Regions from separate parts of the Homo sapiens genome. Here region 1 is linked to region 2. Evidence: chromatin contacts called from ENCODE Hi-C or POLR2A ChIA-PET data. All regions are on one chromosome and are shown on one strand. Each heading gives the region's core, a stretch centred on a gene start or an enhancer-like site at or near the end of the contact. The rest is flanking DNA. Distances are from core to core; before and after follow the strand shown.

Region 1 (5,986 bases), core at 3,158-5,657, 100 kb after region 2:
ACTGGGTATGTACCCAAAGGAATAAAACAATTCTGTTATAAATATGCATGCATGCATTATGTTTATTGCAGCACCATTCGCAATAGCAAAGACATGGACTCAACCTAAATGCCCATCACTGATAGACTGGATAAAGAAAATTTGGTACATATACACCATGAAATACTATGCAGCCATAAAAGGAAATGAGATCATGTTCTTTGCAGGGACATGGATGAAGTTGGAAGCCATTATCCTCAGCAAACTAACGCAGGAACAGAATACCAAACATGGCATGGTCTCACTTATAAGTAAGAGCTGAACAATGAGAACACATGGACACAGGGAAGGAAACAACACACACTGGGACCTGTTGGAAGAGGACAGGGGGTAGGGAGAGCATCAATAAAAATAGCTAATGCATGCCACACTTAATACCTAGGTGATGGGTTGATAGGTGCAGCAAACCACCATGGCACACGTTTACCTATGTAACAAACCTGAACATCCTGCACATATACCCTGGAACTTAAAAATTAAAAAAACCCCAAAACCAAAAAAACCTTAGGAATATACCTAGCTAAGGAGGTGAAAGATCTCTCTAAGGAAAACTACACAGCACTGCTGAAAGAAATCATTGACAACACAAACAAATGCTCATGGATGGGTAGAATCAATATTGTGAAAATAACTATACTGCCAAGAACAAGATTCAATGCAATTCCCATCAAAGTACCATTATCATTCTTCACATCACTAGAAAAAACAATCCTAAAATTCATATGGAACCAAAACTGAGCTTGCGTAGTGAAAGCAAGACTAAGCAAAAAGAACAAATCTGGAGGCATCACATTACCTGATTTCAAACTATACTACAAGGGTATCGTCACCCAAACAGCATGGTACTGGTATAAAAATAGCCATGTAGACCAATGGAACAGAATAGAGAACCAAGAAATAAAGCCAAGTGTTTATAGTCAACTGATCCTCAACAAAGCAAACAAAACATAAGTATGGAAAGGACACCCTACTCAACAAAAGGTGCTAGGATAATTGGCAAGCCACATGTAGAAGAATGAAACTGGATCCTCATCTCTTACCTTATACAAAAATCAACTCAAGATGGATCAAATACTTAAATACAAGACCCGAATCCATAAAAATTCTGGGAGATAATATCATAAAAACTCTTCTAGACATTGGCTTAGGCAAAAAATTCATGACCTAGAATGCAAAAGCGAATGCAACAAAAACAAAAATAAACATATGGGACCTAATTAAACTATAAAGCTCCTGTACAGCGAAAGAAACAATCTGCAGAGTACATGGACAACCCACAGAATGAGAGAAAATATTAGCAAACTATGCATTTGATGAAGGACTAATATCTAGAATCTACAAGGAACTCAAACAAATCAGCAAGAAAAAAACAAATAATCCCATCAAAAATTGGGTTAAAGACATGAATAGACAATTCTCAAAAGAATATATATAAGTGGCCAACAAATATGAAAAAATGCTCATTATCACTAATTATCAGGGAAATACAAACTAAAACCACAATGAGATACCACTTTACTCCTGCAAGAATGGTCATGATTAAAAAAAAAAAATAGATGTTGGTGTGGAGGGAACACATCCCATGCTCATGTATGGGTAGAATCCATATTGTGAAAATAACTTTTACACTGCTGGTGGGAATGTAAACTAGTATAACCACTATGGAAAACAGTATGTTGATTCCTTAAAGAACTAAAAGTAGAACTACCATTTGACTCATCAATTCCAGTGTTAGCAGTGTCAAATCTGTATGGATCTGCAGCAACCTCAGTTCTTGCCTCCTCAGAAGAAAGAATTTGACTGAGCAGCATAAGGCAGAAGGAGAGACTGATGCAAGTTTTAGAGCACGAGCAAAAGTTTATTAAAAAGCTTTAGAGCAGGAACAAAAGGAAAGAAAGTATACTTGGAAGAGGGCCAAAAAAGTGACTAGAAAGACAAGTGCACGGTTTGACTTTTTGACTTAGGGTTTTATATGTTGGCATACTTCCAGGGTCTTCTGTTTCTTTTTCCCTGATTCTTCCCTTGGGGCGGGCTGCCCGCATGTGCAGTGGCCTGCTAGCACTTGAGAGGTGAGCATGTGCAGCGTGTTTACTGGAGTCGAATGCATGCTCACTTGAGGTGTTCTTCCCTTATTGGTGGAATGTCTCTGAGTCATATACAGTAAACTCCACCATTTTGCCTCTTATTGCACATGCTCAAGCCCACTCACCCAACTCCTGAGATCTTATTGGAGAGCTGCTCATCACCAGTTTCAGGTTTTTTCTATCTATAGGGAGACTGCCTTTTCCTGGTGCTGGCTGTGACCAATTATTTTCGAGAGATGGTTAACAACTGCCTGACCATCACCTGATTGTCACTTGACGTTCCTGGTGGGGTTTGGGGGAGCCCTCTCCTGCCATGCTCATGCCTGTCCCTAGCTACCTACTATAATGCCACTACTGGGTATCTACCTAGAGGAAAGAAGTTATTATATGAAAACGACACTTGCAGATGCATGTTTATAGCAGCACAATTTGCAATTGCACAAATATGGAACCAGCCTAAATGCCCATCAACCAATGAGTAGATAAAGAAAATGTGGTATATATACAATATAGAATACTACTCAGCCATGAAAAGGAACAAAATAATGTCATTTGCAGCAATCTGGATGGAGTTGGAGACCATTATTCTAAGTGAGGTAACTCAGGAATGGAAACCCAAATATCATGTGTTCTCACTTATAAGTGGGAGCTAAGCTATATGAATGCAAAGGCATAATAATGGTATAATGGACTTTAGGGACTCAAAAGGAAGGTTGGGAGGAGGGTGAGGGATAAAAGACCGTACATTATGTATAGTTTACACTGCTCAGGTGACAGGTGCACCAAAATATCAGAAATTACCACTAAAGAACTTATCTATGTAACCAAAAACCACCTGTTTTCCAAAAAAAAAAAAAACTACTGAAATAAAAAAAAACTACTGAAATAAAAAAAAACTACTGAAATAAAAAAAAAAAAAAAAGATGTCGACATCTGCCACTGACTCTACTGCCAGATTTCTGTGAATAGATAATGTTTCTGTTACAACTGAGTCAAATCCCTCCCTATTTAATAGTATGGCGGGTTGAATTGTGTCCATGAAAGACATGTTGAAGTCCTAACTTATGGTACTTCTGAATGTAGGTCTGCAAATAGGGTCTTTGCAGATGTTATCAACTCAAGATGAGGTTATCTGGATTAGGATGTCACCCAAAGACTGGGATCTTTATCAGAGAAAGGAGAAAGATATTTGAAAACAGAGACAGGGAGACATACAGAAGGAAGAGAGCTATGTGACCACCAAGGCAGAGATTGGAGTGACTGCAGGAGTCATCAGAAATTAGATGTCAAAGAAAAATGCTTCTTTAGAACCTTCAGAGGGAGTGCAACACTGCTGACACCTTTATTTTGGACTTATAGCCTCCAAAACTGTGAGATCATAAATTTCTGTTGTCCTAAAAAATATTTAAAAGAAATCACAAAACAAAAATCAAATTAACTCAAAAGTAAGAAGAAACAATAAAAATAAAGGAATGAATCAATGAAATTAACAGCAGCAAAATATTAGAGAAAATTAATGAAGCCAAAACTTGGTTTCTGGACAAATAAGTGAAATTGGTAAGTCTTTACCTATATTTATCAAGAAAAAAACCTGAAAGGAACTCAATTGCCAATATCAGGAATTTTACCCCAAGATGGTGGATTAAAGGCTTTTAGCATACCTTGTCTACTTGGAAATAGCAAAATCGTGCATCTAAATTAACACTGTGAGGATTTATTCAAGAAGAAATATTAAGAATTCACCAAAAAAGTGAAGGATACTTCAGACACTTGGGAAAGAGAAGGTAGGCAAGCAGCCTGTGTGGCAGTGTTTGGCTGAGGAAAGTGTGTGAAGCCCCGATATGTGAGAGGGGGAGTTTTCTTCTGTCACTCACCTTTCCACTGGCTGTTTATGTAACCCAGGCTATGGGAGAGCAACTTGTTTCTCCCAAACCCTGAAGCTAACTTGGGGAGAGTCTGGGAGACTGAGAGAGAAAAAGGACACTGGAAAAAGCTGCAGGCATTTCCCAGACCTAGGGCTGAGAGGAAGATTCTGTTTTCAATCTGGGCTCATACTAAGTCAGTCATTATTTGATAAGCTGGCAGTGGTGGCTGCTGCAGGCATTTTAGTCTCTGGCCAGAGATTGGAGTACTTGGTTTGCAGAAGGAGACCAGAATGAGTATGGGGTGTGCTCCAGCCATTGCAGCTGGAACTGGGCTCTCTCACATCACAGGACGGAAGTGGGAGGAGACTTGCTGAAGCTGCAGTTTCTCCCAGGCAGTGAGATTTGCAGCCAGAAACAGCTTTGTGACCTGGGACTAGTCTGTGTGTGACATTGTTGGGTGCCCCAGCCTGCTGCCTTAGTCACCTTAGTCAGTTGAGGGAGTGAGCCCTACCGGTTCTGAGGAGAGGGAGGGAGGTGGTTCCCTCTCCACAGACTGGATTGGGAACATGGGCCACCCCTCCCTTCCTGTGCAGAGGTGGCTTCTCTACTCCTTGCCTGGTTATATCTCCAGGCATTTTTGCCTCCAGGCATTTGGTGTACCTGCTCCCACCCCTGCAGGGTTACTTGCCCTCTCTCCAGACTTGAGCTGAGACTGGTCCCACCCATCGTGGGACTCTGTCCTGCCCGGGCAGTCTTAGGCTTTCTATTTTTGCATCACTCAATCCTGAACAGACATTCACCAGAATGTGCTCAGACTGTGCTCAATTCTGACAACCACAAAAGGCTGACAGGATTCAGGGGAGCTGCAGAATTCCTGGAGGTCTAACAATTAAAGCAGATTGTCCCTGGGGGAGGAAGAGTACAGCACAACAAAGCACCCCTTGGGACAAAGGAGATTAGGGTGGCACTCTCCTGTGCTCTAAAGCTACTTGCTTGGGAGCTGAAAGTGATTTCATACCTCCCAGCACAGATGCAGGTGCAGCTCTGGGCTCTGTATGGGAGGATCATGGTTTTATCTCAGTGGCCAGGTGGCACCCGTGCTCAGAAACAGATATAAGAGGGGGACTTCTCCTCCCAGCTTCCCCCACCCACTGCTGCACACATAGCCTTGGCTATTCTCTCTTTTTTCTTTTCTTTTCTTTTCTTTTCTTTTCTTTTCTCTCTCTCTCTCTCTCTCTCTCTCTCTCTCTCTCTCTCTCTCTCTTTCCTTTTCTTTTCTTTTCTTTTTCTTTTCTTTCTTTCTTTTTTGAGACGGAGTCTCGCTCTGTCGCCCAGGCTGGAGTGCAGTGGCGCGATCTCGGCTCACTACAACCTCCGCCTCCCGGGTTAACGCCATTCTCCTGCCTCAGCCTCTCCGAGTAGCTGGGACTACAGGCGCCCGCCACCACGCTCGGCTAATTTTTTGTATTTTTAGTAGAGACGGGGATTCACCGTGGTCTCGATCTCCTGACCTCGTGATCCACCCGCCTCGGCCTCCCAAAGTGCTGGAATTACAAGCATGAGCCACCGCGCCCGGCAGCCTTGGCTATTCTTATGGGAGGTTGGTACAGTTGCACCTGTGGATGGCCATTCCAAGGCTATAATGGGCACTGCAACCCCATGGGTGGTGTGCCCACTGGGCTGGGCTTACAGAGTGGGCAGGGCCCTTCTCCCTCTCTACATGGAGCGGCTGCAGGAATGCTAATCAGACGAGCTGCAAAGCTATCTATGTTGCGCTGAGGGAAAAGGTCTTTCCTGAGGCCAATCTGTTGGAAAGCAACGGTACAGGTATTTTCCGTGACCCTCAGCTGCATGGCAGCCTCGAGATCAATGACAGTGTCCATCTGAACTGAAAGTGACAAGCCCCAGGATAGAGGTGGGGCTGGTACAGCAAGGTGACCCTCATCCCACACCCCCCACCACACACACTGTGGACCTAGATCTACTCATCTTTGTCCC
Region 2 (5,847 bases), core at 1,453-3,952:
AGTTTGGATCATACTGAAATCGGGGTTTTTTAATGAACGAGGAAGATACAGACAGTATTTTAAAATTTTCTATCCATTATATTTTACATTTTCTTTTGATAAACAAATGCGTGCCCTGATCAAAAGTCTAAATTATTAAAAAAAAGTGATATAATGAAAATAACTTTTTTTCTCCCTTGATTGCTTGTCTCATAGGTTCCTCCCCGGATATAACTGACATTAATTTCAGATGTGTCTTCCAGAAACATTCTATGCATTCACAGTAAAATAAGCCAAATTTAATGATCCATTATGTATAAAAAACCATTTACCTTTACATATCCTTAGATTAATAAATTATACTTAGTTTGACAACTTACTTTTAAACTTAGTATTTCTTAGACATTTGATAACAATAAATTATAATTCTAATTCACTTTAAAAATTACTACAGAGTATTACATTATTTGGATAAATATATTTAGTGTATTCAGTATGTTATTGTCAGAAATCTAGGCTGTTTCCATGCTTTTCAGTGATGAACATTTTCAGCAGTCAGCATTTAAAACTATTTATCTTTGTACCCAGGTGGATGCATATTTATAGGATAAATTCCTAAATAAAGGTTGCTGTTTTTAATTTTTAAAAATATTAATATTGATAGACATTGAGCAAGGTACACTTCATATAGAGTTTTTATTGAATAATATTTTAGGTTGGAAAAGTAATATAAAGTTTTTGTTCACACTCTCAAAAATTTAGTATCTCTTGCACTAATTTGTCACTTAGGCTATGTGGCTTTACATGTGTTTTTTCAAAATAGATTTAAAAGTTCTTGAAGCTGCTCTATTGTCTTCTGTCTTCATATTTCTCATGTTAAGTAATAAGACATGTCTTGGAGCAAGTGCCATTTAAGACTCCTCTAACTGGTAACTTGAAATTTTTGACATTGCTACTTCATTATCTAGTATAAATGAATAATCTCAGTGTTGCTTTAGTGCCCACTTGTTTCTCATATTAGTAAGTTATTGCAAAACTTAGCATTTGAACAGAATTGGAAAATGAATAATATAGTCAAGTTTTCTGTATCACATATGATATTGCTTTTAAATTCTTATTTTATTAACTCTTATTTTTGAAGAATTGTTTTTTGAATAGCTGTGATTCTTTTTAATTTTTATTTTTTCTTGGATATCTAAATCTTTTAATTTTTCTTCTTTAGGATTTATATACTTCCTTTTTAGGTTATGTTATGATCCTTCTCTCCAACTTAAAAACTTAAAACAATCAAATAAAACAACCATATCTTGTCAGAGTTATGCTGTGATTTGTGTACAAGTAGAAGGCCAGGTGGACAAATGACGGGTACTGTAAAATGAATCCAAAGCTACAAATGCAGCTTTGTTTGCAATGACAAATAGCTCTCTAATGCAACTAATTTAAATATGAAGGCTAGGTTATTGCAATAAGCTAAAAACCATTTAAAATCATTTTTAGGAAAAAAAACCCTCTCCTTGGATGTATGTGGGCTGTATTCTTAGACTTTGAAGATCAGGCTTAGGAGTTAATATTATTTAGTGGTGATTGGGACAGAGTGTCATTTTGTGACACTCCAGGACAAGTAGCCTCAGGGTGTCATGAGATTTCATGCTAGCTTGGTAAAATGAAATAATTCTAAATGACACCTCTGAGCTACTCTGAAAAGTTAGCTTTCTAATGAGAACTTAGCTACTGAAGAAGCACTTGGCTGAGTAACAAATCTCTCTACCTTTGCAAAGAATTTCTTTTTTTTACCCCCTGCTGGCATTTAAACTCAACCATTTACATTTAGGAAATCACCAATATATGTAAAAATGAAAAGGAAGGTAGAGAAGCAGCAGAAAAAGTGTGGTTGAAATAATCATTTAGCTATGATGACCATGCCAAATGTAGGTAATATTTAGAAAAAAAATTTGGATGCCATACACACAGAATTGAGGAAATTAGTTTTTGATATAGATATGTCAGAATTGGTTCTGTGATATAGTGGCAGTTTAAAAGTGTTTTCCCAAGAGAGGACTGTCAGATTCTGCTCTAAAACCAATAGAAAATGACTCAGTCTCAATTATACTTTGTATCCTAATTGCAGAGACCTTTAACATAATGACATAATGAACAATTAACACTCAACAAAGTATCAAAACCAACCACAAAAACTGCTCAAGGACTTTCAGAAAACATTCATTCTTTCAATAAATATTCACTGTAGTCCAAGAGATGTAACGAAGAACAAGACTAATAAGATTCTTACTTTTTCAAAATTACATCCTCATTGGGAGACACAGATGAATGAAGTAAGCACACATATTTATCAACTAATTTCAGATAGTGTTAAGTTCTAAGACGAAAATAAAACAGGGTGATGTGATAGAATGTACCTTGTGTGTGGATGTTGCAGAGAGGGTCAGCTTTAGTCAGGGAAGGCATCCTAGATAAGGAGGTATTTGTGCTAAAACCTGAATGATGAGGACTCCACCACGTCAAGATTTGGAGAAAAGGCATTCCATACAGAGAAACAGCAAGTGCAAAGTCCTTGAGATGGGAAAGAGCATGGTATGTTCAAAAAGAAAAAAGAACACCAGCATGGTGACAACAGAAGGGACAGTGTTGCAGAAGATGAGGTCAGAGTGATAGAGAGGAGACAGATTGGACTTTTGTTCTAAGTACAACAGGAAGCGATTTCAGCATTATAAGGAGAGAAAGGAAAGAATATGCATGATTCAAAATGATCACATTTTCATCTGGATGAAGATTAAATTGCAGAGGGGCAAACTTAGAAGAGGAGAGACAAGTTAGAGGTTTTTGTGGTAGTGCAGGTGTTTGACAATGGTGGTGAGATTAGCATGGTAGTACTGGAAATAGTAATTAGATTCTGGATACACTCTGGGAGTAGGGTCTACATATTGAGGGTTTGGATATAGAGAACAAGGGGAAGAGAGGAATCAAGCATCTCCCCTAGGATTTTGCCTTGAGCTGCTCGTGAAGTGGAAATGCATTTACTGAGAGAAGACTGGGGGAGAACAATTTATAAGGGAGGAAATTAGAAGTTCTACTCCAGGTATGTTAAGTTTAAAATGCCTATTACTTGTCTAAGCGGATCTTGACTACAAAACTGTCTGTAGTCTCAGCAAACGAGTTCTGTGGGCAATCAGCATTATTCTCTTTTTCTTGCCTTCCTGCATATTCGTAGCTTGAGGGAAAAATAGAAAAAAAAAATTCACTTGTTTATTCATTCAACAAATATTTATTAAACCATCTATTCCATAAACATTTATGCTAGGCACTGTTCTAGCAAATGTGGATAGGGGAATAAACAAGTTCTATTTTGTATCAAACTTTTTTTCCTTTTCAGGTTTAGTTTCAAGAGTGTGGGTGAAAAATGGATGACTCATTTCCGTTCTTTACTAGCTGGTCCAAGGCTGGCAGTTTGGTCTCTGTTGCCTCACTCTTCTCTGGTATGCAGTAGAAACATTCAGAAATAGACTTAGTAGCCTGGATATACAATGTCACCTGCCAAAGTCCTTCAATACCATAGTAATGAATAAAAAATGAATGGTACTAATTGATATATATTTCCTCCCATTTATTCATCCTATGTTTTTGTTTTTCTATTGTGTATTATTTTTTAAAGTACCAGAATAAACTAATGTCTTTGAGTTTGTGATGACTAATAGAAACAGTTGGATATAGAAATAATTCAGTTTAAGTCAGCCAAAGAAACACCAAAATGTTTCTGAGTAATTGGTTATTGCAGCCTTCTTAGTATTTCATTAGGGATAAATTGAGGTTTCTGAATCTAAGAAATTACCTGGTGCTTTTCAATACTGATATGATAGATTTTGATACCACTTGCTTAATATAGGAACATTTCCTGTTTTTCTTCTAGAGAACTCTGAATTAAAGAGAGAAGCAGAGATGAAAATAACTTCTCATTTGTGCTTTGAAATATTTCTTGTCCTAATTAAAATTCAGGCAAGCCAAATTTGATACCATAACATAGAGTCAGCCTGACCACTCAGCTTCCCTTAATATTCTGCATCCCCTCACCCTTCTTTAAAACTGGTTCCTCCAGTTTGTATCTGAATGATGCTATCATCACAGTGAGTTGTGCCAAACTCAGATTACTGTATGCTATAGTCATCGTCTGGTTTCCTGTCTAGTGAAGAAGCATTTCATGGTGGTTAATAGCACTGGCTTTAGTCAATTAGGCTAGGATTTGAATTCTGGCACTGCTGTTCATTGGCTGGATGACCTAGGGCAAGACACTTACTCTTTGTATCTCGATTTCCTCATCTGTGTTGATGTGTGAGACTTAAATGAGCTAATGCAGGTAAAGTCCCAAGCACAAGGCCTATCACCAGGTAGGCATTTGTTCATATGCTTAAAACCTATTTGAGTGTCAGGCACTGTTCTGAGCTCTGGGATAAAGCAAGCACAAATTAGACAAACTTCCTGCCTTCATGGTCTTTTTATTTTGGCATTCCATAACCTCAATTCCCTTTCTTATTTTCTTTCTTTCCTGGATGGCTCTGAGCAAAATAGTCATGTAGCAAAAAATGGGCACTTTATCATATTCTTACTCTTGTGTGTGACACAGCTAGTGTATTAGTCCATTTTCATGGTGCTGATAAAGACATACCAGATACTGGGCAATTTACAAAAGAAAGAGGTTTAATGGACTTACATTTCCACATGGCTGGGGAGGCCTCACAATCATGGTGGAAGGCAAGGAGCAAGTCACATCTTAGGTGGATGGCGGCAGGAAAAGAGAGAGAGGACTTGTGCTCTCTCTCCCGTTTTTAAAACTGTCAGATCTCGTGAGACTTACGAGAACAGCAAGGGAAGACCCACCCCATGATTCAGTTATCTCCTACTGGGTCCTTCCCACAACACGTGGGAATTATGGGAGCTACAAGATGAAATTTGGGTGGGGACGTAGAGCCAAACCATATAAGCTAGTGTCCGTGTTGCCCACCCTTGCCCACCAAGCTCCACCCATGCTCCACTTCCCCACCTAGGATGTCTTTCCCAGCAGTGCCTCCCAAGTGGGGCTTCTATGCACAACTTGGTGCCCTGCCCTATCCACACTCACCTGCATACTTTGTATCTTAGTCCCTGCCTTCTCAGTCATGTAAGTCAACTGATACTGAGTTTCTAGTAACTAGTATAGACCAAATATATACCCCTATTGAGAGCTTTGCTTAGTTCCCTAGAAATGAATCTCTAGAAATAGAAGATTGTAATTTGTGGAATATTTGAGAGAGGAGAGGGCTTCAGAGAAGCTGCTGTGTCTGACTGTGATCACTGTGTCGTTTGTTTATTGAACATAGGCTGTAAAACGACTTTCTTCTCTTCCCCATGCTTTTCCATGTTCCTCGCTCTCTCTCTTTTTTCTCTCCTATTTCTCACTTTCCCACGCTTGTGTCACTCACATTACATAAAATATAATATATAGTGAAGCCAACTTAAATACCACATCCTCCTTGAAACCACTCCTTCCCTTTCCACTTGAAAGAAATCTCCGTCCTCTGTACCTCTCTGGCCAGTCTTTCTAGTGTTGTCCACTTACTGGTTATCTTTCCCTCATTTCTCTGCATTCACAAACTTCATTCGAGATAAAACCCAAGTGGGAAGCTGGGAACTGAAGCCAGGTCAGGGCCTTTCAGAGGTCCAGCAAAACTTGGATCTCCCTCCGCTTTCCTCTTCTCCCTTCTCTCCTTTCTTTTCTGGAACACTATTTTTTTTTTTTTAAGCCCAAACCAGGTGTTAATATTATAACATAAGAAAGAGTACTTTTCGAGGTGGGTGGATCACGAGGTCAGGAGATAG

Evidence for each region. Hi-C counts contacts between places; a loop is a spot of excess contacts on that map. ChIA-PET counts read pairs that join two places held with the same protein, here RNA polymerase II (POLR2A). Pooled maps may share reads with other maps.
Region 1: a loop to region 2 is called in a pooled map, with 5 times the contacts of the local background. The contact joins the enhancer-like site here to the promoter of MIR4280HG in region 2. A Hi-C loop is called at or near these places in 1 of 168 maps with a recorded cell type or tissue (naive thymus-derived CD4-positive, alpha-beta T cell), 9 of 37 single-sample maps with no recorded cell type and 14 of 50 pooled maps. POLR2A ChIA-PET finds 5 or more read pairs at or near these places in 3 of 52 experiments (RWPE1, activated CD4-positive, alpha-beta memory T cell and activated T-cell).

The regions. Positions count from the first base shown.
Region 1 is chr5:87,018,697-87,024,682 of GRCh38, reverse strand. No RefSeq gene overlaps it. Among named protein-coding and RNA genes, the nearest start is that of MIR4280, 93 kb to the left of the region's middle. RefSeq lists enhancers at 4,203-4,322, 4,353-4,412. Within about 2 kb of position 4,407, at least 12 of the 41 ENCODE cell types and tissues checked have a DNase peak (open chromatin) inside an H3K27ac peak, as active enhancers do.
Region 2 is chr5:87,119,050-87,124,896 of GRCh38, reverse strand. It overlaps MIR4280HG (MIR4280 host gene), which reads left to right and starts at 2,702. Exons shown (of 2, transcript NR_186582.1): 1 at 2,702-3,076. LOC101929380 (a long non-coding RNA gene) reads right to left here and starts at 4,749. Exons shown (of 4, transcript NR_105018.1): 1 at 4,703-4,749.